Regions from separate parts of the Homo sapiens genome. Here region 2 is linked to region 1. The links are chromatin loops, found by intact Hi-C in ENCODE. Cell type or tissue: heart right ventricle. All regions are shown on one strand. Each heading gives the region's core, and the rest is flanking DNA. Links, peaks and the distances in the headings are about the cores only.

The links. Peaks named below come from ENCODE experiments on the same cell type or tissue, not always from the same donor. Only the 100,000 strongest peaks of a DNase experiment are listed, where the experiment ranks them.
Region 2: a loop joins it to region 1, with 2.7 times the contacts of the local background. A loop is called at or near these places in 5 of 110 quality-filtered maps.

Annotation. Positions count from the first base shown.
Region 1 is chr13:50,786,192-50,802,254 of GRCh38, reverse strand. It overlaps a transcript of DLEU7 not described here. Among named protein-coding and RNA genes, the nearest start is that of DLEU7-AS1, 14 kb to the left of the region's middle. RefSeq lists enhancers at 790-889, 960-1,009. In heart right ventricle, for the core only: no CTCF peak of the experiment used is centred there; no DNase peak of the experiment used is centred there; H3K27ac peaks cover 998 bases.
Region 2 is chr13:50,545,272-50,561,334 of GRCh38, reverse strand. No RefSeq gene overlaps it. Among named protein-coding and RNA genes, the nearest start is that of DLEU1-AS1, 26 kb to the right of the region's middle. In heart right ventricle, for the core only: no CTCF peak of the experiment used is centred there; no DNase peak of the experiment used is centred there.

The DNA.
Region 1 (16,063 bases), core at 3,702-11,701:
TGGGTTTCTATTGAAATCAACAAGTGCCCAGTTCCTCAGAGGCCAGCCACTCTGGATTAAACTGCATCAGGCCTGTTCCCAGAAAACTAAACTAATGGGCTTGTGCCTTTTTTTTTTTTTTTTTTTTTTTTTTTAGTGTATAGAGGCTCCCTTGTTCATTTTGCCTTGTCTCTCTCCTGAAATCCTGGCTGGTTCCAAGTCCTGACTACCCCCATGAGGAGAATCACAGCCCACCTTTAGTGGCACTGATCCAAGCGGGCCTTCCTTGCCCACCTCCAGACAACTAAGGCATTGGCAACACAGCATCTGGCACAGATTCTCTGCAGGCAAGATTATTATACCAATTGAAAATGGGGTTACAATGGCCAATTGGAGTTTGAGGCATTTAAAAGGTAATAATAAATCTATTGGCAATTGAATAGTCATTAATAACACTACCATGGAAACAGATTGACATAGATTTCTCAGATTCTCATGAATTCAACTTTGAACTCCCTAACTTGGTGTAAACAAAATGATGTTGTGGTTTGTGGTGGTACAAGGGCGCGCTGAGGTCTCAATGTTGGATCAGAGTTTTCCAGAATCTACATATATGCTCCTTGGAAGGTAATTTAAAATCATGTAAAATCTCAACCAACAGTGCAGTGCAAGGTGCTGAGGGCTCCCTGTGCACCCCGTGAAAATGGCCAAGGCATTGAACGAAAGGGATTAGGTATTTCCATGCCAACCAGTGGAGGTCAGTGTTGAGTCGTCAATCTCTTGCCTTAACTGGATGCATTATGTTGCCACAGTAGACCGGTCTCTGCTCAGAAAAGGGATACTCAAAAATGAAAATGTGGGGCTGATGACACTTCGAAGTATGAACAACAGCTCCGTGCTGCTAAAGAATGGTCACCTGGAATAGCTGAAAACATCTGAAGCGACCTCAGGAAGGGTTGCTGCACTGGGAGCAGGTGGATGGAGGGGTGACGGTGTAGTTATGCAGCTTCAGCTACCGAGAGCTCACTTTGCCTTTCAAACCGACTCCCCTCCCAAATTCCTCTCCACTGAGAGGTACTGGGATCCAAGATGAGCATGTTGGTCTCTTTATTAGCTAAGCGAGTTTTGAAAAAGCAAGGAGAGGACAGCTAAAGTTGCTTCCCAAGAGTAAAGGGACCTTCTTGTAGACAACAACTTTTTCTGTAGAGTCACAATCCTCATTTCTATGAAATGTGAAAAGCCTCTTCAAACATTCATTCCAAATTGAGAGTCAGCCCCACTGCTGGCTTGCTAGTGGTCACTCTCAGAGTGGGCCTTCCTTATTAATCTCTAGATACTGTCCACATGGGGAAACATAAAGTGTGAGGGAAGAGCCTAGCACTGTATGCTGCAAAACTAACCACTAAAACACCAGGAAAACATAAGGAGACAGAAAAGTCCAAGAGGCCATTGAAATCTCTGTACTTTCTTCACCTCGCCTCTCTCTTCTCCCTAAGGGCTGCAAGCTTCCTCTCCATAATTCGAGGATTTAGGGTATAAAGCACCAAGCAGAGTATTTGTCCAAAGCAAATATTTAAGCTCCTGGACATTCATTCAGCACGATTATTTTGGTCTTCATCATGATTAACGTGATTTGGCTGGAGGGGAGGATGGGCAGAAGTTTTAATGTGCGGGAAAACCCCTGAGGTTCTATTTTTAGATGCTTATGTTCTTCCTCAAAGGGCAGCCTAGGAGGAGTGAAGGCAGCTCTGTTTGTTTAATGCCAGGGGGTATAGGTAGCAATTAGCAACTTAAAATTATCCTCAGTGAGGAGGCCCCTTCATTCCTCAGGGTGTGGTTCCTGTTCAAAGCTCAGATATACAAAGTGTATTTTTTGAAACTGAAGGGGAAGGGGTGCTTTCCCACTTTCTGAATTTGGTATTCTGTTTTACATTTTGTCGGTATTTTTGAATATTTTAAATCTATTTTTTACACTCAGTCAACCGGGCTGAGCATTAGCCATAGATAGGACTCTTCTGATACAAGTACTATGTGCTTTAACTTCCAGATGCCACCTCTGTCCTTTTCATACCATGAGCTTTTATTCTCTTTTGCCCTTTCTTACACTACTTTCTATTTGTCACACTCCTTTCTTTGTGCTTTCTTAATCTGCCACCCTCAGCAGAGGCATCGTACCCAAATGCTGAAATTCTATTTATTCTGCAAACTTAGTTCAAATGTCATCTCCTGCATGAAGCCTTCAATGCCCCTTGCCAATCTTTCTTCACAGGCAAAATTAATCATTCCCTTCTCCATACCCCCAGAGTTCTGTGTACAGTTTGATAGTGTCTACACACATATATGTGGACATCCAGTAGTTATGCAGCAAATCTTCAGCAACGCAGGACAGATAATCTAAAACTTCTACTGTTGCTATTGAGAGAATGAAGACAATGCAATACAGTTAGCAATCACAGAGTAAGACTCCAACATAAGCAGAGGAAAGAGAAGTATCTAAATAGAAAGTTGTAATTGCTGCCCACAAACAAGAGGGTCCTAATATAATACCACTCCCTTCCATAATAGTGAAGAGAGGAAAAGATATTTTGTAGCAGTCGTCTTGTAGAGTCCATTTTAAGGCAGCCCCACTAAGTTTCTGCATGTGCCCGAGACCTGCTACTACAGTAGCAACTAGGAATGGAAACTGCTGGTGCTACAGAAATGCTGTTATTAAAGGATCTAGAGTTTAGAATCTAAACTACAATGTCAAAGCTTTTTACAATTGCAGAGACGCACAATTGTCTGTATAAAAATCACTTTGCTACAAGGCAGTTAGTTACTAATCTGACCAACCGGCTGGAGTGAAGGTGAGACATGGACCAAAGTGGAATAGAGAACAGGATCAGCAAATAGCACAAACCCGTGAAATGCAATAGAATACAAGAAATCCACATAGGAACAAGGCAAGGGTGTTTTACACGGCCATTTCTGCTGAGGATTGTATCAATGCATTAATGAAGAAGGGCTTGCAGTGAGTCCAGATTGTGATTATCTCTGTGTTATTTGAAGGTTGTAATATGCATATATGTGTGCATGTGTGTAGGAGGATAAAACTGTTACTTCTTCACCAGTCCACTGCCCTACCCCAACCAAGGCAAAGCTCATTGTTTGTGGTTAGCTGACTCAGGGAGAGGATGTATTAATCAAAAGCAGAGAATAGGGACCCTGTTCTGGCTTTTGAGGTTTCAAAAACATAACCCAGGGAAAGGCAGGGAAAATTCGGAGCAAAGATCCTCACTTCCAGGAGAAAGATAAAGCTTCTCCAGCTTGGGTGAAAGAGGAGAGTTGGAGGAGAAGCAAGAAGCCCTGGACAGTGGCATGCCTTTTCTGCAGGTGGAGTGAGGAGGGAAGGAGGCCCACACAGGTGAGTGGGTCCCAAGAGCTAGGGGGAACCAGGGTTCCAGAATACAGAAGGCTCCAGGAGCAATGGCTGTGTGCACTAGTGCTTTGACAGTCTCCTCGAGGTTCCAGCACTCTGATACAGGGAGTGACCAGCGGAATTGTCCTGCTTATCATTTCTAGAGTGGCCTGGAGGTTGACATGAGACCCGGACAGCCTCAGAGAGTTTCTCTTGCCTCACTGCATGTTGGGAGCAGCCAAATAGCTTGCATGAGCTCAAGAACAGCCCAAATATAGTACAAAGAGTCCCCAGGCTGGACAAGGCCCTGCACACATGATTTAAGGATTGTGGGTGGAGACCCAGAGAGATGGAACAATGGGAGCTGGCATCATCAGGTGAGAAAGGACTGAAGGCATTGGACTCCTAGCCCTGTCCCCATGCCACCTTGAACGTCTATGGCATCACAAATTGCCTAGGTGTCAGTGTATGTCCCACTGGACAAAGGGAACTTAACGTAAAAATTAAAGTAAATAACCAAAAATATTAAAAGTTTAATTTTTTGCACAACTGAGTTTGCAGTCAGGTTTGTGACTGCGCCACCCATATTGTGTTGTACACATATATGTGCTATTTATTTTGAATGAGTTGTAAATATACATTTCATTTCATGTGGGTTAGGTCACTTTCAATGACTTCCTTAGTTATCATATTATGAATATTAATGAGTGGTTGCAGAGCCAGGTAGAGTGAATAGACAACTGCCATCAAGGTGTCCAAAATGGCATACCACCTGCAGAATGACATGTGAACCAGGCCTATTTGGTGGTGCCACCTATTACAATGGCATTCTGAAATCTGCTCTTCTGTACAATTGCTTAATTCTTCATCTACCCATCTGTTAGACTGTGAACTTCTTAGTTAATATGTTTCCCTAAGCCAAAACAGTGTGACCCAGAAGAGGGGCTAAATCAACTTTTGCTAAATGAAGAATGTTCCTAACAATAGGGGACAATAGTACGTTCTTACAATTTCTCTGTGGCCCCCATTAAATTCTGGCAGATTTGGGAGCACAGAATCTGAGCTCTATACTTAAGTGAATGAACAAATAATAATTTTTAGGCAAGATAAAATATGTGACACCAAAGGGATATTCAGTGTACTCCGCATTTTGCAAACATAAGTGAATCTGCATCTCTGTCCATTTTCCTTAGTTATATGCCTAAAGATCTAAGCAGGAAAACACCCTTAATCTTTTCATATACTTTCCTGCCATGAGAATAAACAATTGCCATTGAGTTCAAGACCTACCAAAACACAAGAATGCTTTCAAACATTACAATGAAGAAACTAACATCTACTCTTTTTCCATTTCCTAGTCCTACTTAAAAAATGTTTTTGATTCTTCTTTAAAATGTAAGGGCTTGTAAAGAAAAAACACTTCTTGTACGTGCTGCTTGGTGATTGAAGCTTTAAAGTGCAATAGAAGGCTCCCGTGTCTGGAACCCTTATTATATTAGCACGTCCCAGAAAAAGATTAGATTTCTCTCAAGATTGACTTTGGCTGAGTTTCCTCCCTTATGTCGTACTCCCTCAGTGTCTGAGCTTCCTGCCTTGGACTCCAGGCTGTGATTCTTACCACTGGGCCCCAGTTTCCTGGAGGATGAATCCCAGCACGCTTTTTCATGCCAACTACTTCCCTTGGGTTGAATCCAGGTTCTAGACCTACTCTCTGCACTCACGTTCCTACCCTATTTGTCCCAGAACAACCAACTCCATCCAATGTACTCCACGTTCGGATCTTACATCCTCTCAAATCTGATCATGCATCAAGTCTGTTTCAAAACCTGTGATACATCTTCATTTTCAATTGCAGAATTTTCCTTCTGCTTGTCTATAGCACATTTTATTCAATGTATTAGTTAGAGTGTGTTAACTGCATTAACAAACAACCCCACATTTGTAGTGGCTTAACACAAAACATTCTACTTCTTGCTCACAACACAGTTCAGTGCAGGTCAGATGGGGTGTTGGGATCCACTCCAAGTGGTCTCTCTCAGGGATGCGTTTTCCTTCTATCTGATGCCTCTGCTCTTATTAGGGTCTTCATAAACCTCACTGTTCAGTCAGAGGGTGGTGGAAGAGCAAGGACTGGACATAAGAGGTTTTCATAAGCAGGCCTGGAAGTAGCACACCTCACTTCCTTTCACATTCCATTGGCCAGAGCTCAGTCACATGACTGAGTGGGAGTGGAGTCACATGACCACTTCTAATTGGACTATAGCAGTTCCCACTTATACCTGGTTTCAGTTTCTGAGTTTTTTGTTAACTGTGGCCAACTGCAATTCAAAAAGATTAAATGGAAAATTGCAGAAATGAACAATTCATAAATTTTAAATTGCATGCCATTCTGGTAGCATGATGAAATCTAACACCATCCTGCCCAGGCCCACCCCAAGACGTTCATCCTCCCTTGGCCTAGCAGATTTGCACTATAGATGCTCCTCACCTGTGAGTCACTTGGAGGCCTTCTTGGTAATCATATTGACTGTTGTGGGATCACAGTGCTTGTGTTCAAATAACCCTTATTTTACTTAATAATGGCCCCAAAGCATAAGACTAGTGATGCTGGCATATTGTTATAATAGTTCCATTTTATTATTAGTTATTATTAATCTGTTACTGTGCCTGATTTATAAGTTAAACTTTATCATAGGTATGTAAGTATAGGAAAAAATATAAAATATATAGAGTTCAGTACTCTAAGGGTTTCAGGCATCCACTGGTGGTCTTGGAACATAGCTCCCTCAGATAAGGGGGGAATATTATATATATCCTGGTGGTATGCTGAGAAAAAAGGGAAAACAGGTACTGGTGAGCAATGGTAAACTGAGTCACAATTGTATAACTTTTGCTATGAAAAGTACGTAGTTCCTAAAACTTTTAGGCCAAAAGTGTCTACTGATGCATAAGAAAAATCATACTCTGACTCAATTGCCCTAACATATTTGCAGTCCCATTTTTTAAACCACAAGGATAGAAAAATGAGTGGGTAGAGATCATTAATATTAATCATACTAATTATCTTTAATTTCCAGTTTATGTACCTAATCTCAATTCTGCAGTTTGCTATAAAAATAATCGCAGTGTGAGTTAACATTTTAGCTTGCTGATAAAAATAATATTAAATAACGTTTACTGTTAATTGATAAATTTAATAGAAACACAAATATGTGTAACATACATATATTATTGAATGGTTCAAGGTAGAGAATTTTAATATTTTAACAATCTGAAGTACAGTTTAAATTTAGAAATATTGAAGAAAAACAGGATAAATGTCATACTCCATATTGTGGCATACAATGTCCTTCCCAATCTAACCTCAGCCTACCTTTTTCACATCATCTCCACTGCTCTCTCAGGGAACAGAACTTGCTGGAATGAAGAGAACCAAGGTCAGGGGCTACATTTCTACTGTCTTCCCCTTTATCATCAACTGCATTTGTTGCCTGAGAGAGTAGGTGAGATACTGGACCACTCTGGAGACGTGCATGGACATGAGTTCAAGGTGAATCTGCTTCTGTCCTTTTGCTATAATCCCTGATCTCACAGGTAAAGTTGGGGAGGAGGCCACTGGAGCCCAAGAGGATCTGTTTGGCTGAAAAAAATATATGACCCCTGACCAGAGGCTACTTTTCCAGGGTTGGCCCCTTCTCTATGAAAGCACTTATAGATCTCCTATAGATAATATGAGCTAGTATACCTCTAGCTTTTGGTTAATCATGGTAATTCCCAAAACAAGCCAAGGATTTCACACCTTGGGGCCATTTTGTGTGTTTTTGAAGCCAACCCCATCAGTAATAGAATATTTAATTCTTAATTAGATGGAGATCACATGTCAGCCTAGCCGTCACCAAGTAATTTTGTTGTAATAATATATAATTATATGTATTTATATAATACATAATATATAATCACATAATTTTATTATTTTATCATGTATGATAACTACATACTTAATTTCCAACCTAGCCAGCCAGCTTCCAGATGTGGACCTTTAATCTCATGTATAAAAGTCATTTGAAGTAAATCTGGGTATAAATCCTGTATTTAACATTGATTGTGAACTTCAGCAAATTAATCATTTGAGCCTCAGTTAAAAGGAACTGCTCAATAATGCCTACATCAAGGGTTATTGTGAAGTTGGATGAGAACATGTAAAGGACACCTGCTCTTCTCTTTTGAGAACAAATCTACTACAACTACCAATGTCTTCCAACTCACAGCACAAGTACAAGTAGCAAGTCAGCCATGATTCTCATATTAAAAAACTTAAACATTTTCACCAGATGCTATTGGCAGCCTGGCAACCTGAAGTAGTAAGTGGAACACAGGAATAGGAGTCAGAAGCCCTGAATTTTATGTCCAATTTGGCTCCAATTCAACTGTGTGGCTTTGGGCAAGTTAATTTTTCAGCTTCCCCTTTTGTAAAATGGGAGGACATAATCCTGCTCTGATGACCTGGACTTGAATGTCACAATGATTGTAATGCCATCATTATTGTGACCAAACACTCCATGTTAAAAAAAAAAAAAGTCTTTTTACTCAACTTTTTTAAAAATGTAAACTCTTACGACAAGGGCCTGGGGTGTGTAACACATTCCCTCAACAAATATCTATTGACCTGTGCTTGGCTGGGCATCGTTGAGCTAGGATACAGTGGTGAATACAAAGGGAAAGTCAAAGTGTAAACAATAAGCAAGTAAATAAATCAACTAGATGATTTCAAATACTTACAAGTTGTTTAAAAACTAAACCATGTCTATCCATATGCAGAAGAATAAAACTGCACATCTACCTACCACCATATACAAAAATTAACTCAAGATGGATTAAAAACTTAAACGTAAGACCTCAACCTCTAAAAATCCTAGAAGAAACCTAGGAAATATGCTTCTCCATATCAGCCTTGGCAAAGAATTTATAACTAAGTCCTCAAAGGCAATTGCAATAAAACTAGAAATTGACAAATGGGTCCAAATTAAACTAAAGAGCTTCTGCACAGCAAGAGAAACTATCAAAGAAGTAAACAGACACCCTACAGAATGGGAGAAAATACTCACTAACTAAGCATCTGGCAAAGGCCTATTATCCAGAATCTATAAGGAACTTAAATAAGTCAATGAGCAAAAAACAAACAATCCCATTAAAAAGTGGGCAAAGCACATGAACAGACACTTCTCAAAAGAAGACCTACAAGCAGCCAGCAAACGTAAGAAAAAATGGTCATCATCACTAATCATCAGAGAAGTGCAAATTAAAACTGTAATGAGATATTTCATACCAGTCAGAATCACTTTTGTTAAAAAGTCAAAAAATAGCAGATGTTAGTGAGGCTGCAGAGAAAAGGGAACCCTAATACACTGTTGGTCAGAATGTAAATTAGTTCGGCCACTGTGGAGAGCAGTTTGGAGATTTCTCAAAGAACTGAGAGTTGAACTATCATTTGACCCAGCAATCTCACTACTGGGTATCTACCCAAAGGAAAATATGTATGTTCACTGCAGCACTATTCACAATAGCAATGGTATGGAATCAACCCAGTTGCTCATCAATAGTGAACTGAATTTTTAAAATGTGGTACATATACGCCATGGAATACTACACAGTCATTAAAAAAAAGAATGACATCATGTCCTTTGCAGCAACACGGGTGCATCTGGAAATCATTATCCTAAATGAATTAATGTGGAAGCAAAAAACCAAATATGGCATGTTCTCACTTGTAAGCGGAAGCTAAACATTGGGTACATATGGACACAAAAAACAGGAACAATAGATACTGGGAACTACTAGAAATGGGAAGAAGGGATTCAGGGAAGGGTTGAAAAAAACTACCTGTGGGGTATTATATTCAGTACTTGGATGATGAATTCATTCATATTCCAAACCTCGGCATCACACAATATAATTTGTAACGAAACTGTGCATGTACACCCTAATTCTAAAATTAAAGTTGGAAAAAAAAAAAAAGAGGAGCAAAGAATGCAAGAAAACCCAAAAACCAGAAGACAAACTAATCTATGTGAAGAGAGTAAGTAGGGAGGAAAGGGCTGGCTTAAATTGATTGGGTAAGGGAGGCCTTTCTGAGGAGGTGATATTTGAGTGCGGACCCAAAGAACATATTCAGTTCTTGCACACCTTATCAACAGTGGAATGACGTAAAAAACAGTGCGCACACCATTAACAAGTGTGAGTTAAATTTGATTGATTAAGTTCAGTTCCCGGAAGTGAATAGAGAAGTGAATAGAGAAGAAGAGATAGTAGAAGGAAAAACTAGGCCAAGAAAAATAAGACACTCAGTTAGGACTGCTGTCTCTTTCCAATCTGTCTTCCCCCAGCATACTCCTATCTGTGTGGAGTCGTGCTGGGGTGCTGGACATTTTAGGGAATAGCTAAAGGGAAGTTGCATTGGGGATTCATTTTGTTTGGGTTTATGAGGTATGTTTATGAGACTCACAGGCACTTCTCTGTAGTTATTGAGCTAATATATTTCCTATGTAAAAATATCTTCCAGGATGGAATGTTGGACAAAAGTAATGGGTAGATTCTTGAATTATTTGATAATTCAATTAAAGAGAAGACTAAATCACATGAGCCATTGCAAAGATATTCCTACTGATTTGACACAAAATACTGGCATCGATGAAGAAAACAGAAAACTCATGTTCACCATTACAATAGGATATATAATACACTGGTTCTGAGTGTTATCAATTTAAAGAATATTTAGAAGTTAATATATAAGAAAACTTGAAAAGTCCTTAAATCCTAGAGCTCATGTATGAAAGAAACTTGATAGAGTTTTCCCCAGATTTGACAACAGTCCTAAAAAAATGTAAGAGATTGCCAACAAGAAGTTGTGAAGTGGTAAGTTTTCAGCTTGGAAGGAAAGACTGAAGCTCAATTCTATTTCTTTGTGTAAAAAAATGCTGTTACCGTATCACTGTCATAGGAAAAGGTGATCAAAGAGCAGCCAAGAAAATGTGGAAAACATGTAAAGGCGTCAGGCTCTTAACTAATAAAAATACATTTCTGGATTTTGTGATTTTTTTTGGTTTTTGTCAGATCTTTAAAATTGTCATTTGCTGTGGTTTCTTTTCTCATTTTAAATAGATGTTTACATTCAGGCCAATTTGTATTCATAATTTTGGGAGGATTTTTCCTTAAAGATTGAGTCCTTCACTTGGGTAATTTTTAGGTTCCACAAAACTTGGCTCTGACCCTGCAAGCTGGCCTGGTGGAGAGGTGAGGGGAGATGGGGATGTTTCCAGAGTGATGTCCTAGGTAAGGGGAGATTCTGGATGTTCCTAGAGTGGCCCAGAACACGTACACACTGTCACCAACACATACACATGTGTCCAGTCTACCCTGTTCCGACTGCTCCCCAGACCCAGAAGGCCACCAAGGTGGCTTTTCTCACCCACCTGCAGCTGCTGAAGGCCCAAGTCTCACCACCCACATCCCTGAACCTCACATGGTCACCTCCTGTCAGGGGCATGAAGCGGGTGGGAGAGCACTGGGCAGGTGTTGGGTGTGTGAGCAGGAGAAAGCATAGGTGCCCCTGCATGTGTACAACCCTGCCTGACCCTGCACATTGCTCAGAGAAGAGCCCAGCCAAGCCCAGGGGACACATCTATGAAGCAATGGTTTCTCCTGGAACCTGATGGTATTCATAGGTTTCTTTAATGAGTGTGATTAACAGGCCCACAGGTTGGATGCATGATGGTGAATTTTGGCACTGGAACCCCAGGGCCAAAGCCCCTGGACTCTTCCTTTGTGTCCTCCCTCCCTCCCTCGCCCACTCGGTCTTCTTACAAGCCACCGTCCAGAATCACCTCATTCTGCTCTGAGAGAAGGTAGCCGTGTCCCCTTCCCTGCCACCTTTTCTGCCTTCTTTGGGTATAGCCGAAGTGAGCTTATTCAGCTTGGGCAATAACATGCTAAACTTTTTTTGAGGAAGGAACACTTTTTTCTAAAGAGCACAAAGCCTCAGCCCTGGTTGTTCTTCGGGAATGCACCAGGACCTCGAGAGAGCATCCGTGGCTAATCTCTACAGGAAGCCTGACTGGCTTCTATTGTCTCACCTGGAAAATGGAGTTATTGACAGTTTATACAGCATTGGGTTGAACAGAGTCCTCTTCCTACCCCAGCCAGCACGTTGTCCGCCCACCCCACACCCCTCGCATCCCACAGACTAACCATCCCAGCTTGGCTGTTCCAAACTTTCCCCAGACATGCCTCCTTTCCACCAGTGTGTGTGAGAGACCGAGGATTCCTCAGAGCTGTCTCTGAACAAGAATGATGGTCAGACTCCATGGAGAATGCCTCAAAGATAACATGAAAAAGCAGCGGGGGTCTCCTTAAACGGAGAGTGTTACTTTGGTTCACAGGATATCCTTGCGGGCCTGAGAGGGCACCTCAAAGTCCACATCGTGTCATGAAAAAAATATAAAAGGATTTGGGAGAAGGAAAACAAACTTCTCTCACACACAACTCCCTCCCCCTTCAGATCTTTTTATTTTTATTTTTATTTTTAACAAAAGAAAGAGATATTGATAGTAATGGACATACAAATAATCATGTGACAAGATGGCTCTGGGAGGCCGGGTGTGGTGGCTCACGCCTGTAATCTCAACATTTTGGGAGGCCGAGGAGGGTGGATCACTTGAGGCCAGGAGTTCGATACCAGCCTGACCAACATAGTGAAATCCCATCTCTACTAAAAATACAAAAATTAGCTGGCCATGGTGCCACGTGCCTGTAATCCCAGCTACTTGGGAGGCTGAGGCAGGAGAATCACTTGAACCTGGGAGGCGGAGGTTGCAGTGAGCGCCACTGCACTCCAGCCTGGGCAACAGAGCGAGACTCTGTCCCAAAAAAAAAAAAAAGAAAGAAAGAAAGAAAGAAAGAAAGAGAAAAAAGGTGGCTCTGGGAAACAAAGACTTGTGGAAAGACTTGCTGTTTAGTTTCAGTTTACCTGATCAGACCTTAACATTAAGAAAAATTCTATGCAGACATGCAGACATGTTTTGAAGTGGGCAGTAATTCACCTCACTGGGTTTTAGCTTCCTCAGATGCTATGAAAAGTTAGAACAAAACGATTTCCAGGGTCCGTTATAGGGCTAACATTCTATAATTTCATAATGATGATGTATTCTGTTTAGGTAACATGTTATTCTATATTTTAAAGGTGACTTGCAATCAAGTAGGCATTGATTAAGCACTAACAGGCCATATAACTTAGAAAAGTACTATTCTGTAGAAAACAATTGTGTTCCTGAAAATGTGCACTAAATATATGTGTGTGTATACATATATACATATTTAAATAAATCAACTTCTATTTCATACACACCATGAGTTTCCTGCTCTCAAGAATCTTGTGATGAAGATTTTATGGGGCTTAGTTATCTAGTATGTCAAGTTCCATTTTCTTAAAGAAAAAGAAACATTCACACTGAATGTTTGCATTGTGTAGGTCTCATCATCTGGAGAATGGCATTGAGGCACTGAGAGGTTACATGGGTTGTTCAGGAGCACGGGCAGCAGCAGAACCAACATAAGAACTCGGGAACTTAGGCCAACACTCTGACCCCAGTGTCCCACGCGTCCTTTCCTGGTTGCAACTGGAGAATTAACATGCTAACCTGCACGTATGCTGTCCACACTCCGCACACACCGAGCTCCGAAACACTGAGCACCCTCTAGCAATGTTTCATGCAGAAAACAGACAACCTTCTGGATGCTGTTGTTGTGTTGTGACGAGGCTCTGTTTGGCAATACGACGATGCTCCAGATGTATGTTTTCCAAAATTGAAGCCATTATTTACAGCCATACAGAGGGAAAATAAACTTCACTCGGCTGCGGACTTCCTAGAAGCTGCTCTTTCCTCGATATAACCCAGGCTCCCGCTCTGGGTTTACAGCTGAAAATAAAATGCAGTTGGTGTGGTGGCTACTTTCACAGTCCCAGGGGTGTGAGGGTGAAAGGGTGTCCGTGAGGATGCCAGCTTTTGCTCCCCGCTCCCAAACATCACTCACTGTTATGATGAAGTCTTAACCTAGCATCTCTCATCATTTCTGTGGGAGGGATTTTCCTATGAATCACTTCCACATTTGAACATCCCAGGCGAGGGCCCTTGATGCTATTTTCCTCTCAGGAAATATTTATTCCCTTGTAATATTTTCATTTCTTGGCTCCTTGAAGAGTGATAGAGTCTCACTCTGCTTGTCACTCTAGGACACAGAGGACAGAGTGGTTGCTCTGTGTTCTTTCTGAAGCCCTGGAGTTGGAGATGTAGGCAGCCATTGATGGAGGCTCAGTATTTAGAGTGTCCTCGACAATGAGGTTCTTTCTGCTAAGTGCCAGGAATTGTTCTTTTGACTTCAACCTTTTCTTTCACAGCCTTGGTATTATTCGTCAGTGTTTTCACACACACGCACAGGAGGGTCTGGGGGAATGTGTTGGGAGATGTCACAGGCCAGCCCAGAACTGGTGCCCACATTTCCACCCCCTCTCTAAGAGGAGGCTGAGGAATGTGGTCCAGCCATGAGCCCTGAGAGGTGAGGAGATTGGTTTGCTGGGTGTCTAGCCAGGCTCCAACCAGGATAAGTGTTGGAATAAGGCAAGAGAGTTGGTTAAGAGAATACTTACAAGGCTGGGGACAGAGCCTGCACACAGCTAGAGACTGAGAAATGCGAGGTCCGGTGGAACTCAGCCCCTGCCCTCAGGAGTCACAGTTGAGAGATAGAGATGCTATCAGATTATCTAACTGTGGGAGAATCCTATGGTGCTGGGGAAACGCCTGCTGTGCCACGAACAGAGCTGTGAGAGTGGAAAGGAGGGAAATGTAGGCTACTGGCTTGGGCTTAGGGGAGGTTTCACAGCAGAGGATCCATCAGAGTGAGTCAGAGAGGAGTGAATATGGGTTTGTGAAGAGGAGACGTGGACAATGGGTATGAGCAGAGGGAAGGCGCTGAGCTGGGTGGTCCAACATGAGTGGAGAGTGAGGCCACAGAGTCCATCGGGGAGATGGGGGTGGAACTGGTCTGTGGGGATAGATGGCAGGGAGTCTTGGGTGCTGCTATGTAGGTAGTAGGTCATTGTTAAAGGTGGGGGGGAGGGCAGGGGAATGACATGATTGGATCCATGTTTTAGGCAGTAGGTCTGGTGACCAGTGGAGAATGAATGGAAAGTAGGAACAGCAGGGGGCAGGGAGCTCAGTGAGGAAGCTGTTTCCACACCTGGGGCAAGAGGTGTCAGCAAAGATGCAAGGATGGCAAGTGGGAGGTGGTTCAGGTGACTTCTGCAGGGATTTGATATGGCCAGTGAGGGGTGCCGCCCTTTGATTTGCTCCATCTTTGCTATCTCCCTGCCCCCAACACATGCTGGTGTTCCATTTCCCTTTGAGAGTCATGGGATATGAAACCCCAAATGCTACTTTAAATGTTAGTAATTACAACAGAGAATGCAGACAATGTTATTCATTTCTCTTCTGATTTAACAGTGGGAGGTCCCTGTTGATTGGAGAAGTAATGCTAACAGTAACATTTCTGAGCTTTGTGTTTTAAATCCCCTCCTGGGCATTATTAAGCAGGCCTGACCTCACCAGGAAAACTCATAGTCAGTACAGCATTTACTAAGTAAACGCCAGGCACTGTTTTAAGGACTTTTTGTTATGTTAACCCATTTTATCCTCATAATAAGGAAGGTGATGCCAGAAAAATTATCCAAAACTTGAAACGAAGGCTAAAAGGTGAGAGACATGTTCTTTCAATATCATAGGAGAGAAAAGGCCACTCAAGGATTTTCTTGAATAATGTCCTTGATTTACCTCATCACTCAACTTTGATTAAAGTTCCAAGGCTTAAGGAAGTCACTTGTTAATTTGAAGACTTTGGTCCAGCAGATTTACAAATAATTTATCATCAGGGAAACCGAGAACCTCAGTGATTTATGGCATGTTGGACATTACCCAGATTATATCTAACCTGGCAATCTTATCCTAATATTTCTCTGTTAAATTTTCTGTAAATATCCTTACTCCTCAGATGCCCTTTGAGGGTCATAACATTCATTTTTAACTCACACAAAGAGTTAAAAAATAAAGGATTTTATGTTTTCTAAAAATTCCATTTTGAAAATTATCATTTGCACAGAGAAATTATGGGGTTTGCCCAAGGACAGAGAGATTCAGTTGGTAAAGCTGGGATTCTCACTCAGGAAGTCTGGTTCCAGGGAAGTCCTGTATTTACCCACCATGTATTAGTGAGCAATTTTCTCCATTCTTAACTGTTCTGGATTTCTCTTCCTGCTGAATCCTACGAGTATTTATTTCATTTAACAAATATGCACTGAGCTGCTACTATGTGGCAGGTTCTGGATTAACCTACATGGTAAATTGTATTAATGTTGTATAGTACACGTATACAAATTAGCTCTTATCTATGTGTTCAGGAACTAAAAAACAAAACAAAACAACCAAAAACCAGGCAAGGAAACTTCTGGGCAATTACATAATTTGCTGTGTCATTTCTTTAGAGTCTTGTGATTATCTATGAATATGGCATATGGTGAACCAAGTGTATTTGCCACACAGGTAGAGAGAGAAACCAGAATGGGTAAAAATCAGGCTCTTTGAT
Region 2 (16,063 bases), core at 2,840-10,839, 240 kb after region 1:
AATACAGTGGTGAAAGGCATTGAGATTAAAATGTCATCTACAAAAAGATACTGGAAGGATGCTCTCATTGAATTGAGGAGAGTCATTTATCTGCCTACAAAGGCCAAATCTCAGAAGGTTTATTTCAGATGCCAAGCTTTCTCTCTGTCTGTGTGTGTGTGTGTGTGTGTGTGTGTGTGTATGTGGATCCACACATGTGTGTGTGTGTGTGTGTGGATGTGGATCCACACACACACACTTGCACATGCACATGCACAAAAGTGAAATAGCCTTGCAGACTCTCACAGCAGACACTAGTTAAATATTTGTTGACTGATTAATCTTGAAATGTGCATGACCTATAAAATAAAATTTAACTTTAATAACATATGGTAAGAAAGAGGAAAGATCATGTCTTTGTATGGGAGACTGAATACTTTAAAATTATTTCTTTGTTCAATAGAGATTTATTTAGAAATAAAATAATCTGAAGTTCATTTGAATATATAAACAAGCAGAAACAGGTAAGAAGATTTTGAAAAGGAAAAGTAATCCAGAAGACTTACATGACCAAGTATTAAAATATATTATAGCACTATTTTAATTAATCAATGTGATATTGGCAAGAATCATAAGGCTAAAAACAGATTATATTATATATTAGAATTTAATGTTTGATAAAGAACCACCAACTAATAGAGAAATAATGAATTATTCAACTATTCTAAGTAAATTTTAAAAAACTACTTAGAACTTTATACACTATATAAAAATAATCTCTAAATGGATTACAAAGTTAAATGTAAAAATGATCCTATAAAGTTGGCATACAAGTGTTTCTACTGGGATGGAGAAAACTTGCTAGGCAAAAAGTAATTCTATAAATCTAAAAGTAAAGTTGATTACATAAAGAATTAAAATGTCTATATATCGAAAATGTCATTAACAAATAACTAAGTGGCAGAAAACCCTGCCTCTGGAAGACAATATATTAGTATTCTTAATAGACAAATAATTCTCACGAGTCAACTAGAAATACTTCAAAACCTACACACACACACACACACACACACACACACACGCACGCACCTTTAACACAGGCCATTTTGAAAAGGAGGGGACTGAGACCAAGGAAAGCTGTGTAACTTACACAAGGCCACACGGTCAGCAGGCAGCAGAATCCAGATTGGTTCCAGAATCCATGCATGAAACCACCATACCTTGATATATTCATAGACAAAAGATGGGAAGGGGAGAGCAACAGCGGATGCTAGCAGTGTTTTCTTCTGACTTGCAAACCAATATATAGTTTGTATTAACTTCTTTGGAACATGAGGGTTGTCTCTCTACCCACAATAGATCCCATGCTGGTGGCTCTGCTCTTTCAGACAAAAGCATTTTCTGGTGAGTCCAGGACCATGTTCTAAGCAAAGGATCCCATGCCCGGGTCAATACAGCTCTGGGTTGAGTGCTGGCCCTGGCCCAAAACATAGGAACCTTATAAGCCACAAAGGCCCTGTTGGGGCCCTAAGGCATGGCTTTGTCTCCTTCTGAAGCTGTACCCTGAAACTCTGTCTTTCCTAAAGCTATCCGTTCATATGAGACATTCCTCTAAGCAATAAATCTCTTAACATTATTATTCCTGCAGGAGTCGGGGGTGCCTAGACTGTCAGAGTTTTCTTGGGATATAAAATTGTTCTGGAAATGATATGTTGGTACATTTATCTTCATTTTCTACCCTATCCCCCCAACCACTATGTAGATCTGGAAAGTCCTCTCCTGCAGCAGAAAGGGCTGTGTCTTGGCATATGAAGCAAAGCAGATGTCTACCTTTCATCTTTTCTCCACCATTCCACCATGACTTAAAAAAAACCAAATTTTTGTTGCACTTCCTATAAATTTTCAGATAAGTCACCTTCTGAAATTGGTATCCCAGCCCCGGCATAAATGCTTTTTTTTCCCCCTATACTTGGGCTTCTCCTACTATATACCAGTTACTGAAATTCATCTCATACTTGGCTACAAATGTCACTGTTTTCTTCTTCTGATCTTGTTCCCTGTTGAGTCTGGGACATCCCAGACCACAAAAAGCAAATACCAGGAGTATTTTGGGGAGACATGGCCAGCTGACTTCACAATTACTTAGTCTGCTCCAGGCTCTCCCAAAGTCAAGGTCTGCTTGAATTTTGCCAGGGCTTTTGTTCCATGTCCTAACTTTGACCTCTCTTTCAACATCTTTCTGCATGTAGGTTGCACATAGCATCATCTCCTACCTAGAAGCATCCTCTAGCTATAAGCAAGTCTCTCTAAGCCTATTTTCACAAAAGAGGCTTTCATGCTTACCTTATTCCCTGGAAGCCAAGCCATCATCCATCACTGTGCTACAGGGTGGTCTCTAGAGCTATCACATCCTCCACTTTACTGCTTCTCTGATTTCTGCTCCCAGACCCTGGGAAATCCCTCTCAGTCTTACGGGTGAGATGAAATTTTAAAACATCAGCTCTCAGTTGGACCCTTGTGGGTAAAAGCCACCTCCCTTCAATCCACACTCAACACTTTCCCATTCCCCATTGCAATTTTTCTTTGTTTACTTTTTTATTATGTGTGCAGATGTCATCCTCACTCTTAGAATGAAACCCCATAAAAGCAAGAATTATTTAATTCATTTTTAATATCCCCTAGGCACTTTTTCATCAGCATCTGGTACAAGGTTTTATTCATAGCAGGCGTTCTGCAAATATTTTATTTACTTACTTTCTTTCTTTCTTTGTTTGCTTGCTTGCTTGCTTCCTTGCTTTAAAGAGCACCTAGATTTTCAGGCCAGGGTAGAGTGCTCATGGCCATCTTAAACTTTCTTCAATATTTTGATTACTAAAGCCAACTGACATGGAGGATATAGGGCTAGAAAGAGAGGGAGCATCGAGCAAGTCTGGAATTCTTTCTTTTGATCTGTAATTAACTTGCTCTGTGAATATGGTACTTTCCCTCCCAAGGCTGCAGCAGATCCCCGTTCTGACCACTACTTCAACATGCATCACTCTTCCTGCTCTGCCCAACCTTGTCCTTGCGACAAGCTGCCATTCCTTCTTCAGGACTCATTCAAGGATTTCCTTCTCTGGAGAGACTTTCCTGCCTCCTGCTGAGGCCCCTCTGCTCTCAACTCCTATAGGACCTGATGAGAATCCCTAACATATCCTGTATCTGTTTGACTATAGTTTGGCTGCATGGAATAAACAACTCCAAAATAACAGTGGCTTAAACAAGATAGAAATTTTCTTCTCATGTTAAGAGAAAAAACCCAACAAATTATGAGTAAGCAGTTCAAGGTTGGTGAAGCTACTCCACAGTACCATCAGAGACCTAGGCTTCTAAACTTCAACACTCTAGTACTTGGCCCCCATACTCAAGGTCACTTCATGTTTCGAAAAGGCTGCTGGAGTTTCAGGCCAGAAGAAGGAAGAAAGGCAACTAGGAAAGAGCAGCCCCTTCTTCTCCATTAGCTTCCTTTAAAGAACTCCTGGGAAGTCCACATAACACATTTCTATTTACATTTCCTTACACAGACAATATTTTTGCTTCTTTATGATTTGCTTAATAATATTTTCTTTTCTCTAGCTTGCGCTTTCTTATAAAAATACAGTATAAAATACAGTACATATGTATTATAAGGAAGAAAAAACATGTTTACTATTGATTAAGTGGAAGTAGTCCACTTAAGTGGATTAAGATCTCCAACCTCATCATCTTCATCTTCATTTTAAGTAGGTTGAAGAGAAAGATGAGGGGTTAGTCTTGCTGCCACAGGGGTGACAGCGACAGGAGAGATAGGCACACTTGGTGTAACTTTACAGAAAGACATCATAATTTCTGCCTGACTTTTTTTGCTTTTCCATTTCTTGAAAAATGATGTTTCTCTATGGTACCAATTTTTCTTTCACCATTTGCTTTAGTTTTAGTGCCCATATCATGGAAGGGTCCATGCGTAAAAGAAGTCAAAAGCAGTCTTGAATAATCACCCTTCTGCCTGACTGTCAACTGTCAATTTGTCTTCTGGTACTGCTTCTGTGTCATCTTCCTCATCACCTGGCAGTGGTTCAGAACCACTCATCTCCATCAAGTTATCCTCTGTTAATTTCTCTGGTGTGGTGTCTATTAGCTATAGAATTGGATAATTGGAGAAACAAGATCCATATCTTGAAACCCTTCATCTTCCACCTTTTTTGCCTTATCCACAGTCTCTTTTACGATTTCCTGGGTTGGTTCCATCATAAATCCTGTGAAGTCATGCACAACATCTGGACACAGTTTTCTCCAGCAGAAACTTATTGTTTCAAGCTTGATGGCTTTCATGGCTTCTTCTATAACAACAATGGCATCTGCAACGTTGTAATCCTTCCAGACCTTCATGATGTTCTCTTGGGCTCTCTTCCACAGTATTGACAGTCCTTTGCAAAGGGTACCATGTGTAATGAGGCTTAAAGGTCCTATGACTCCTTGATCTAGAGACTGAATTAGAGACATTGTGCTTCGGGGCAAGTAGACCACTCAACACCTTCAATGGTGAAGGCATGAGGCTCTGAGTGGCCAGGGGCATTGTCCATTATCAAAGGAACTTTGAAAGGCACTCCCTTACTGGCAAGGTATTTCCTGACTTCAGGAACAAAGCATCGTTGGAACTAATCCAGACAAAGAGTTCTCGTTGTCCAGGCCTTCTTGTTGTACAACCGAAAGACTGGCAGCTGGTGTTTATCTTTTCCCTTCAAGGCTTGGAGATTGGCAACTTTCTGGATAAGAGCAGCCCGGTCATAAACTTGACTACATATGCACAAAACAGTAGAGTTAGCCTAACCCTTCTGGCCTTAAATCCTGGTGCTCACTTCTCTTCCTTACTAATAAATGTCCTTTGTGGCTTTTTTTTCTTTTTTCCCAGAATAGGGCACTTTTGTCTGTATTAAAAGCCTACTTGGGCAGATATCCTTTCTCTTCAATGATTTTCTTTTTTTTTTTTTTCCTTTTCAGATAACTTTTTTTAAAGTTTTATTTTTATTTATTTTATTTATTTATTTTTATTTTTTTTTACTATTATTATACTTTAAGTTTTTGGGTACATGTGCACAATGTGCAGGTTAGTTACATATGTATACATGTGCCATGCTGGTGTGCTGCACCCATTAACTTGTCATTTAGCATTAGGTATATCTCCTAATGCTATCCCTCCCCCCTCCCCCCACCCCACAACAGTCCCCAGAATGTGATGTTCCCCTTCCTGTGTCCATGTGTTCTCATTGTTCAGTTCCCATCTATGAGTGAGAACATGCGGTGTTTGGTTTTTTGTCCTTGCGATAGTTTACTGAGAATGATGATTTCCAATTTCATCCATGTCCCTACAAAGGACATGAACTCATCATTTTTTATGGCTGCCTAGTATTCTATGGTGTATATGTGCCACATTTTCTTAATCCAGTCTATCATTGTTGGACATTTGGCTTGGTTCCAAGTCTTTGCTATTGTGAATAGTGCCGCAATAAACATACGTGTGCATGTGTCTTTATAGCAGCATGATTTATAGTCCTTTGGGTATATACCCAGCAATGGGATGGCTGGGTCAAATGGTATTTCTAGTTCTAGATCCCTGAGGAATCGCCACACCGACTTCCACAATGGTTGAACTAGTTTACAGTCCCACCAACAGTGTAAAAGTGTTCCTATTTCTCCACATCCTCTCCAGCACCTGTTGTTTCCTGACTTTTTAATGATTGCCATTCTAACTGGTGTGAGATGGTATCTCATTGTGGTTTTGATTTGCATTTCTCTGATGGCCAGTGATGATGAGCATTTTTTCATGTGTCTTTTGGCTGCATAAATGTCTTCTTTTGAGAAGTGTCTGTTCATATCCTTTGCCCACTTTTTGATGGGGTTGTTTGTTTTTTTCTTGTAAATTTGAACAGAAATTATAACAAACTGTCTCTCAGACCACAGTGCAATCGAACTAGAACTCAGGATTAAGAAACTCACTGAAAACCGCTCAACTACATGGAAACTGAACAACCTGCTCCTGAATGACTACTGGGTACATAACGAAATGAAGGCAGAAATAAAGATGTTCTTTGAAACCAATGAGAACAAAGACACAACATACCAGAATCTCTGGGACACATTCAAAGCAGTGTGTAGAGGGAAATTTATAGCACTAAATGCCCACAGGAGAAAGCAGGAAAGATCCAAAATTGACACCCTAACATCACAATTAAAAGAACTAGAGAAGCAAGAGCAAACACATTCAAAAGCTAGCAGAAGGCAAGAAATAACTAAAATCAGAGCAGAACTGAAGGAAATAGAGACACAAAAAACCCTTCATAAATTAATGAATCTAGGATCTGGTTTTTTGAAAGGATCAACAAAATTGATAGACCGCTAGCAAGAATAATAAAGAAAAAAAGAGAGAAGAATCAAATAGACACAATAAAAAATGATAAAGGGGATATCACCACCGATCCCACAGAAATACAAACTACCATCAGAGAATACTACAAACACCTCTACGCAAATAAACTAGAAAATCTAGAAGAAATGGATACATTCCTCAACACATACACTCTCCCAAGACTAAACCAGGAAGAAGTTGAATCTCTGAATAGAACAATAACAGGATATGAAATTGTGGCAATAATCAATAGCTTACCAACCAAAAAGAGTCCAGGACCAGATGGATTCACAGCCGAATTCTACCAGAGGTACAAGGAGGAACTGGTACCATTCCTTCTGAAACTATTCCAATCAATAGAAAAAGAGGGAATCCTCCCTAACTCATTTTATGAGGCCAGCATCATCCTGATACCAAAGCCTGGCAGAGACACAACCAAAAAAGAGAATTTTAGACCAATATCCTTGATGAACATTGATGCAAAAATCCTCAATAAAATACTGGCAAACCGAATCCAGCAGCACATCAAAAAGCTTATCCACCATGATCAAGTGGGATTTTCTTAATACCATACGGGAACTGGTCTCCTGTCTCTTGGTTGGCAGAAATTGCTTCTACTATCTTGATATTTTTCAAGCCAAACCTCTCTCTAAAATTATCAAACTATCCTTTGCTGGCATTAAATTCTCCAGCTTTAGATCCTTTACCTTCCTTTTGCTTTAAGTTGTCACATGATGACATTGCTTTTTCTCTAAACATATTAGAGTCTATAGGTATGACTTTCTTATAGCAATCCTGCACCCACACTAAAGCTACATTTTTCAATACAAGATTAAAAGTATTTCACAAAAGTGCAAGATTTCCACACCTGCTGGTGTCACTGCAGCAACAGCTTCACAAATTTCCTTTTCTTTTTTTACTATGGCCCTTACATGGGGTTTACTTATCTTGAAATGGTGGGCAACTGCAGCTGCAGACCTCAATCTATGGTATGTGTCAGGCAATTCAACTTTTTCTTGTACTGTCATTACTTTTCTCTGCTTCTTGGGAGCACTTCCAGCATCACTATGGTGTGATTCAAGGTTTACTGTATTGTACCAAACATGATGAAATGTACAGGAGAACCCAAAGAGATCACTTTTTACTTTGATACACAATTCCTTAGCATCACACAGCATTTAAGCGAATACTCACAGCAGGGGAACTCACTGCAATAGCAACTGTAGGTGGCTACAAAATTATTATAATAGAACAGTATGTACTACAGTTAATTTTATGCAGCTATGATTTAACACTGCATCATTACTTTTAAATATTTCTACTGTAAATGGTGCCATGTATGGTCTCTTTGCATAAGTTTTAATAAATTTTAGCTTTCTATAATAGATTTGTGTATATTTTATGGTAGCAAATCACAAAATAGACTAGTACCTACATATATTTTATGGATTCATGACATACCCCTTTTTCTAGGCTACACAGTTTGTCTGCAACTTTTTTCAAGCTGTTGCAAATCATCAACAAATTTTCCAATATATTTATTGAAAAAAATCCATGTATAAGTAGACTCACACAGTTCAAACTCATGTTGCTTAAGGGTCAATTGTACCATCTATTTTTAAGACCCTGGAAGGAAATAAGATCAGGCTTCAAACAAAAGACTCTGCATATAGTTTATAAAGATTCGATAGAAGTAGCAGAAACCTGATCAAGCCAAGGTAATATTAGAGAATCTAAACTGACACGTAAATATGGAAGAATTGTACCTTGTCAGCATCCTATCTCTCTTTGCTCTGCGAATCCAGTGTCAGTCGCTCTTTCTCTCTGATTCACTAGAATCAAACAGAGCTTTCACAGACCAGGGGAAGAGGCTAAATGATTTGCCTGCTACTAACATGTTTAGAGAGAAATTCAAATCTTCTGGCTTTAAGTGTATTAAATTACTCAACATTAAATTACTGACCACATTGTCAGTTCATGGCAAGTTTCAGTTGATAGGTTCTTTTTGATCAGTGACTATCTTTCAATGGTCATTTCCCAGTTTTGGTTTCTACCTAAACTTCACTACTGGTCAGCCAGAAATTCAATTCACTCTTGGTGGCTGGATTTATTCCCATCAAATGGAAAACACTTCTGGTTAAATAGGAGCTTGCTAAGAAAATGCAAGGACAGCACAAATTAATGAACAAGAACTAATCAACCCAATTTGGTGAATCTCCCACGAATAAAACCAAATCTAAGTTCCACAAAATATCTTGATGACTCATTTTTATGGGAGAATGTGTTGTAGTCCCACAGCTCTCTCTGAGGACATAAACACTCTTAGACTTCTGAAATAATTTGCCCTTTGTACAAGATAGACTCAGCTAAAAGAAACTATAAAAATGTTATTAAATTGTTTGACTAGTTATTCTACTTTGACACCATAAAAAGTCTAGTTCATAAGAGATTTTCAAAATTTGAATAATTCTTAAAAGAGTTAATGGTTTTGAAAGTGTACTGTGTAAAAAGTAAGGACAGGCTTTTTCAACTTTTGATTACCAAATGTGAGATCCTGTGAAATGGAACCCAATATGACCCTGTTTTAAATGTCTATATTTATTGTCTATTTTATCCTGGGAACAAGGCCTAATCCAGAGACATTTTGAGCTCATCAAATATGTAAATTGTTTTTCAAACACTTTGGGGTTACCACAAAACCTAAATTGTTTTTAGCTAACCAAGCACTTTCTCTCTTTGGTTTCAAAAGCCAATTGTATTTTTTTTTTTGAAGAAAATTTAATTCAGATGTTTCTGATTCACTTGCACTTAAATAATTAAAATGCTATTTTGCAAGAACTGATTGGTGTGCAAGAAAGCTCATGAGTCTCTTGTCTAAGCTTCTTTAAATCTGTTTTCTGAAAAACATGAAGTCTTGCTTTGCCAAAAGTAAACCAACTCCAGTGGCACATTTGGGTCGAAAGTCTGATTTCAGAGTAAATCCAAAGCTATCCATTTGGAGAAGGGTGAATCAGGCCAAGACATCTCTTCCAGAGGCTTTGCTGAAAACCTGCTTCTAGGCCCAGGTAGATTTCCAACACAACATGCTGGGAGGGAGTGATAAAGACACAGAAGGTTTTATCACAAACACAGCTGGAGCGTCTCAGGCTGGTAATATTTATTTTTAAAGATAATCTTGCTTTAGTTCATTTCCAAGCATCACTAATGCTTCAAGCTGTGATTTTTTTTGAACCGTGAAAGTTCACATGCCTATTCCCAGGAATCTACAGTTCTCTATCAGAATTTAAGTGTTTGGGACTGAGGGCAGGTGTTACTTCTATCAATAGCTTCTGAAAATTACTATAAGGATATTCTAGATCATCTGAATGACAATCTTGGAGCCAATAACCATCGCACAAACACATTTTTGTTTGAGACTACTGTCTGACTACACCAACTAGTTAGATTTCAACCACCCCCTACTAATGAGTAAGGCATTGATTGCCTCCTCTCCTTCCAATCCAACACTATCATTGTGAGGACTCAATGGAATAACACAGGGAATGAGAATCTAGCACATTGGAAGCATTCCATAAATAATAGGTACCATTATTTTGCAGGCTTTCCTCCAACACATGACACTCAACAGCATATAGTTTTTGCCACTTCTTAAGGTGAACCCATTAAAAATAGTCTGTATCAAGTTAGTGCATCTAAGTGCAATATCATCAGCCCAGGTCATATCAGTTTCCTGGGTTTCCCTAGCAGATTCTAAGACTGTCTCCCCTTAACCTCTTAGCTATGGGATTCAGAAAGTATCCTGTGGCCCTTAACAAATTCTCACCTGCAGCCAGATTTATAGCTGTTTTAAGGGAAATTTAAACCACCAGCCATTAGCAATGAATATTCCTGGTGTCCATGAGGAAGGGGTGTCATAATACATATGCCATAATCCAGAATACTTCATGCTAACAAAAGAAACTCTTCTTAAAATTCTGTGGTTAATAATGTGAGTTTTCCTGTCTTCAAGGGAAAAAAAAATCCTCCACGTCTCTGAAAATTTTCTCTCTGGCTTCCAGATGAACACCCAACCTCGACGGAGTCTCAGGGTTTTGTCCTTAGTTACACCAAGATCACACCATTGACAAAGGCAACTGGACATAGACAATAAAAAGCCATTAATGAGGATTCTACTGGTTGATGCAATTGAACAAATATGTATTGAGCACCTATTGTCAGTCACCATGCTTGTTGCCATTGAAGACAGAAAACAACGAGACCCAATGTGGCACCTGTCCTCAAGTTAACATGGCTTGAGAAAAGCAGATTAGATAGGAATATAAATAACTAACAACGCAAGCCAGAATGTGAAAAATTTCATTAGATGCACATAAAAAGGTCTAAGGTAGCATAAAGGGAAATGAAAGCATGTGACAGACATGACATCTGAAATGCCTCTAGAAAGAGTGGTAATATTTAGAAGGACAATACCATAAGTGATTAATTCATTTTCTACTCTCCACAGTTTCCCCATTAAGGGGTTCAGGCAGTATCTTTGTATACCCAGCTGTTAGTGCCTAGAGCACAAAAAATGCTGATTAATGTTGAATTAAGTAATGAGATCATCAATAAAGTTTGTAAACTTAATTTATACTTGGAAGGTACAAATAAAGGTTGAATAACTGAATAAGTAAATGGGTCGAGTACTCCAAATAAATAAACTTTTTGGGAAGATCACATCACCTACCTCCTCATTTACCAGGGAAGAAAACTGAAGTGCAGAGAACTGACTGATGGGACTGGCCTTGCTCACAGGGCTGGAGAGTAGCAGAGCCAAGACTAGAACCTCAGACCTTTAATTCTCAGTGACCTTTCCACTCATTCCAGGAGCTAATCACTTTTTATTCTCGGAATTCAACTGAATTCTGCTAAATAATCTCTAATTCAAATTTGTATGATTTTATGGCAAAATGGAGCTTAACTATGTCAATTCCTTTATCTCACAGCTGAAGCCAGATTGATTTCTCCACATCACCACGGCGATAGCTGGCTACTCTCTACAGGAACCCAACTCCAAACAAAAGGACTTCATAACTGGCTGTGGGTCCTGCTGATCAGGCCTGGCTGGGAGAAGCTGGCATGGAGTCTGGGGCACCCCCCCACCAACAACAGGGCCACAGTATCAAGGGTGCATGTCCCCCACAGAGCCACATTGTTGAGGGTGCAGAGATGAGTGGAGAGGGAGCAGAGGGAAGCTCAGGGTCACTGAAAGGATTGTTTTATTTTATTGCTTTTTGTTTCATTTTTTTACAACTGATATCCACATTTCAAAACAAAAGAATAAGACTTCTGGTAGATTTCCTCAAAGGCAACTACTGAGAGATTTGCCAAAGCCATTGCCCCAGGGGTTGGTTTACAAAAACAAGGGCATTGGAAAGCCATGTAATCTGAACTTTTCTCTCTGGCCTATGCCAGCATTTTAGCTGCCAATAAGTAGACTTGCTTTTTGTTTCCAAAAATAAAAAGTTATTATACTCTTGCTACCCAAGTCTACCCTTGGCCACTCCACGGACAATCACTAAGAGAAGAGGGATGCACTTTGTGGTGTTGTTTTTGGAAAGCTCCTATTTAGAAAACTCTTGATGGTATGCTGTCATGAAGGGGCTGGCGGCTGTGGACAGGCAGTGATCATCTAATGGAGCCCCTGGAAGTACCTCTCCTGCCAGGGACACATAGCTTCCATTAGTCAAGAGCTTGCTGGCTTTCTGACCTGGAATTCTCTCCCATTGTTATACATATCCAGTGCTTCTCTAGCCTGGACATGAAGGTAAAGAAGGAAAAACATGGAAAATGGTACATCTTCTGTAACTCTGAAAGAGAAAAAATATCCTAGGTTACTGCCAGGAAGGACTCAGAAATGTCAGCTTTCTCTTGAAATTATGGAAAACATGGGAAGTTCCAAAATCGCCATTTCAAACCGTTTTTCTCTGCTCCTCACAGAAGTCCTCTCCTCACACTCTGCCTTCTACTCAGGGTGACCAACTTGTCCCAGTTTGCCTGAGACTTTCCTGGTTTTGGTCCTGGAAGTCCCTTAATGGCGCACATACAAGGAATGCCATCTTACAATTAACATAGAAAAACAGGAAATAAGAAAGAGGAACATCAGGCCAGCCTCCACTCCTGCAGGCACCATTCAGAATTCTCCATGGAGGGAAGAATATTGTCTTCTAGGCTGGAAGTTAGAAAATCAGCATAAATATCAAGGGTTCTAATAATAGTCTATTGTGAAAGATTTTGAGACCCTTGCACTTAATATGACTTGTGCAAGAAATTTCATCATTACTTTTACATTTCCAAAGTTAATTTTCTTCTAAATGAGTAGTACCAGTGAAATGCTCATTCTACATTACTCCTATCTCTGCTTCTCTTGTCACACTGCCTTCTCCCCGTATGACCTTCCTGCATTCCTCTTACAAGTACTTTGTGATGACATTGGGCCCCCTGGATAATCTAGGATAATGGCCCTATTTCAATATCCTTAACTTAATAACATCTGCAAAATTCCTTTTACCTTGTAAGGTAACACATTCATGGGTTCTGGGGATTAGGACCTGGACAGCTTTGAGGGGGCCATTAGTCCTCCTACCACAGGAGAAGAGAGGCTAGAGGTGGGAAGGGAGGTGGGACATAAAATGGTAAATCAAGATGACCTGGCCTCCTCAATAGCAATAGGCAAGATTTCTCCCTGAGACCTCTACCAGCTAGCTATTCTCCCTGTATAACAGGAGTTAATGCTCCTCACAGGCACATTTCCGTGAAGAATGCTAGACATTCCCTCCATGTCTTAAAGGTAGGGCCAAAAGCTTCACCAAAACTCCAGCAGGCAGCTAAACTTTTTTTTCTAACGTGGATATTAGAAACAAAAGTCACAAAGCAGAGAAGTGTAGGAAAGAAGAGATTTAATTTGGGGGTTTAGAATATGAGTGGGTCACAGCTCCTCTTTTCACCAGTGTTTTAGCTATGCTTATGCAGAAACGTTGTAGATTTAGAACAACTATTTTATTTTGTTAAGGATAAACACTGAAGAAGAAAATATGTATACAAATGTACACACAAATTACAGAGTGGGACTTGCACCACTCAGCATGTTGAATGGTATGGATAAAATGAACCACAGCTATTTTATTTATTTTTTATTTATTTATTTATTTATTTTTATTATTATACTTTAAGTTTTAGGGTACATGTGCACAACGTGCAGGTTTGTTACATATGTATACATGTGCCATGTTAGTGTGCTGCACCCATTAACTCGTCATTTAGCATTAGGTATATCTCCTACAGCTATCCCTCCCCCCTTCCCCCACCCCACAAAAGGTCCCAGTGTGTGATGTTCCCCTTCCTGTGTCCATGTGTTCTCATTGTTCAATTCCCACCTATGAGTGAGAACATGTGGTGTTTGGTTTTTTGTCCTGGCGATAGTTTGCTGAGAATGATGGTTTCCAGCTTCATCCATGTCCCTACAAAGGACATGAACTCATCATTTTTTATGGCTGCATAGTATTCCATGGTGTTTATGTGCCACATTTTCTTAATCCAGTCTATCATTGTTGGACATTTGGCTTGGTTCCAAGTCTTTGCTATTGTGAATAGTGCCACAATAAACATACGTGTGCATGTGTCTTTATAGCAGCATGATTTATAATCCTTTGGGTATATACCCAGTAATGGGATGGCTGGGTCAAATGGCATTTCTAGTTCTAGATCCCTGAGGAATCACCACACTGACTTCCACAATGGTTGAACTAGTTTACAGTTCCACCAACAGTGTAAAAGTGTTCCTATTTCTCCACATCCTCTCCAGCACCTGTTGTTTCCTGACTTTTTAATGATCGCCATTCTAACTGGTGTGAGATGGTATCTCACTGTGGTTTTGATTTGCATTTCTCTGATGGCCAGTGATGATGAGCATTTTTTCATGTGTCTTTTGGCTGCATAAAAGTCTTCTTTTGAGAAGTGTCTGTTCATATCCTTTGCCCACTTTTTGATGGGGTTGTTTGTTTTTTTCTTGTAAATTTGTTTGAGTTCATTGTAGATTCTGGATATTAGCCCTTTGTCAGATGAGTAGGTTGCAAAAATTTTCTCCCATTCTGTAGGTTGCCTGTTCACTCTGATGGTGGTTTCTTTTGCTGTGCAGAAGCTCTTTAGTTTAATTAGATCCCATTTGTCAATTTTGTCTTTTGTTGCCATTGCTTTTGGTGTTTTAGATGTGAAGTCCTTGCCCATGCCTATGTCCTGAATGGTATTGCCTAGGTTTTCTTCTAGGGCTTTTATGGTTTTAGGTCTAACATTTAAGTCTTTAATCCATCTTGAATTAATTTTTGTATAAGGTGTAAGGAAGGGATCCAGTTTCAGCTTTCTACATATGGCTAGCCAGTTTTCCCAGCACCATTTATTAAATAGGGAATCATATCCCCATTTCTTCTTTTTGTCAGGTTTGTCAAAGATCAGATAGTTGTAGATATGCGGCATTATTTCTGAGGGCTCTGTTCTGTTCCATTGGTCTAGATCTCTGTTTTGGTACCAGTACCATGCTGTTTTGGTTACTGTATCCTTGTAGTATAGTTTGAAGTCAGGTAGCATGATGCCTCCAGCTTTGTTCTTTTGGCTTAGGATTGACTTGGCAATGCGGGCTCTTTTTTGGTTCCATATGAACTTTAAAGTAGTTTTTTCCAATTCTGTGAAGAAAGTCATTGGTAGCTTGATGGGGATGGCATTGAATCTATAAATTACCTTGGGCAGTATGGCCATTTTCACGATATTGATTCTTCCTACCCATAAGCATGGAATGTTCTTCCATTTGTTTGTATCCTCTTTTATTTCATTGAGCAGTGGTTTGTAGTTCTCCTTGAAGAGGTCCTTCACATCCCTTGTAAGTTGGATTCCTAGGTGTTTTATTCTCTTTGAAGCAATTGTGAATGGGAGTTCACTCATGATTTGGCTCTCTGTTTGTCTGTTATTGGTGTATAAGAATGCTTGTGATTTTTGCACATTGATTTTGTATCCTGAGACTTTACCGAAGTCGCTTATCAGCTTACGGAGATTTTGGTCTGAGACGATGGGGTTTTCTAGATATAACCAGACCTATTTTATATCAGAGACCAATAAAAGGAGAGAGTCCCCAAAGTCGGTTTGCATGAGGGTTTTGTTGATATCTTAGCAGAGGTTCAAGGATGCACTTAGTCATCCAGTCACCTGGCAGTCTGAGGCTTCCTTACCCTCCGTTATACCCGATGAGCTAAGCAACAGTAGACAGTGTCTTCATGCAAGGGGCACTGAGCACAGGCCTCCGGTCTTACAAGCCTACATCCTTGACCAGAAAGGAAGGAATCCTGCAGATTTGTTATAAAGATCTCCATACAGGGAATTTGGTGTGGAGATAAACATAAACCACACTTTTTCCCCTATAATTATATTTACAATCTTTTAAAAATTCAACTTCTGCAGTAAATCTAAGTGCCAGTGTGAGAAGAGCTAAGCTGTCCATTTTCACTTTGCCAATTTCCACAAAGAGAAACAAAGATTTTTTTCATGTGTGCAAGAATTCCCAAATTTAGTCAAGACTGGAATTTCACTGTTTTTATTTTTATAGCAGCAGTGTTTTGCCCATGGGGTGGGAGG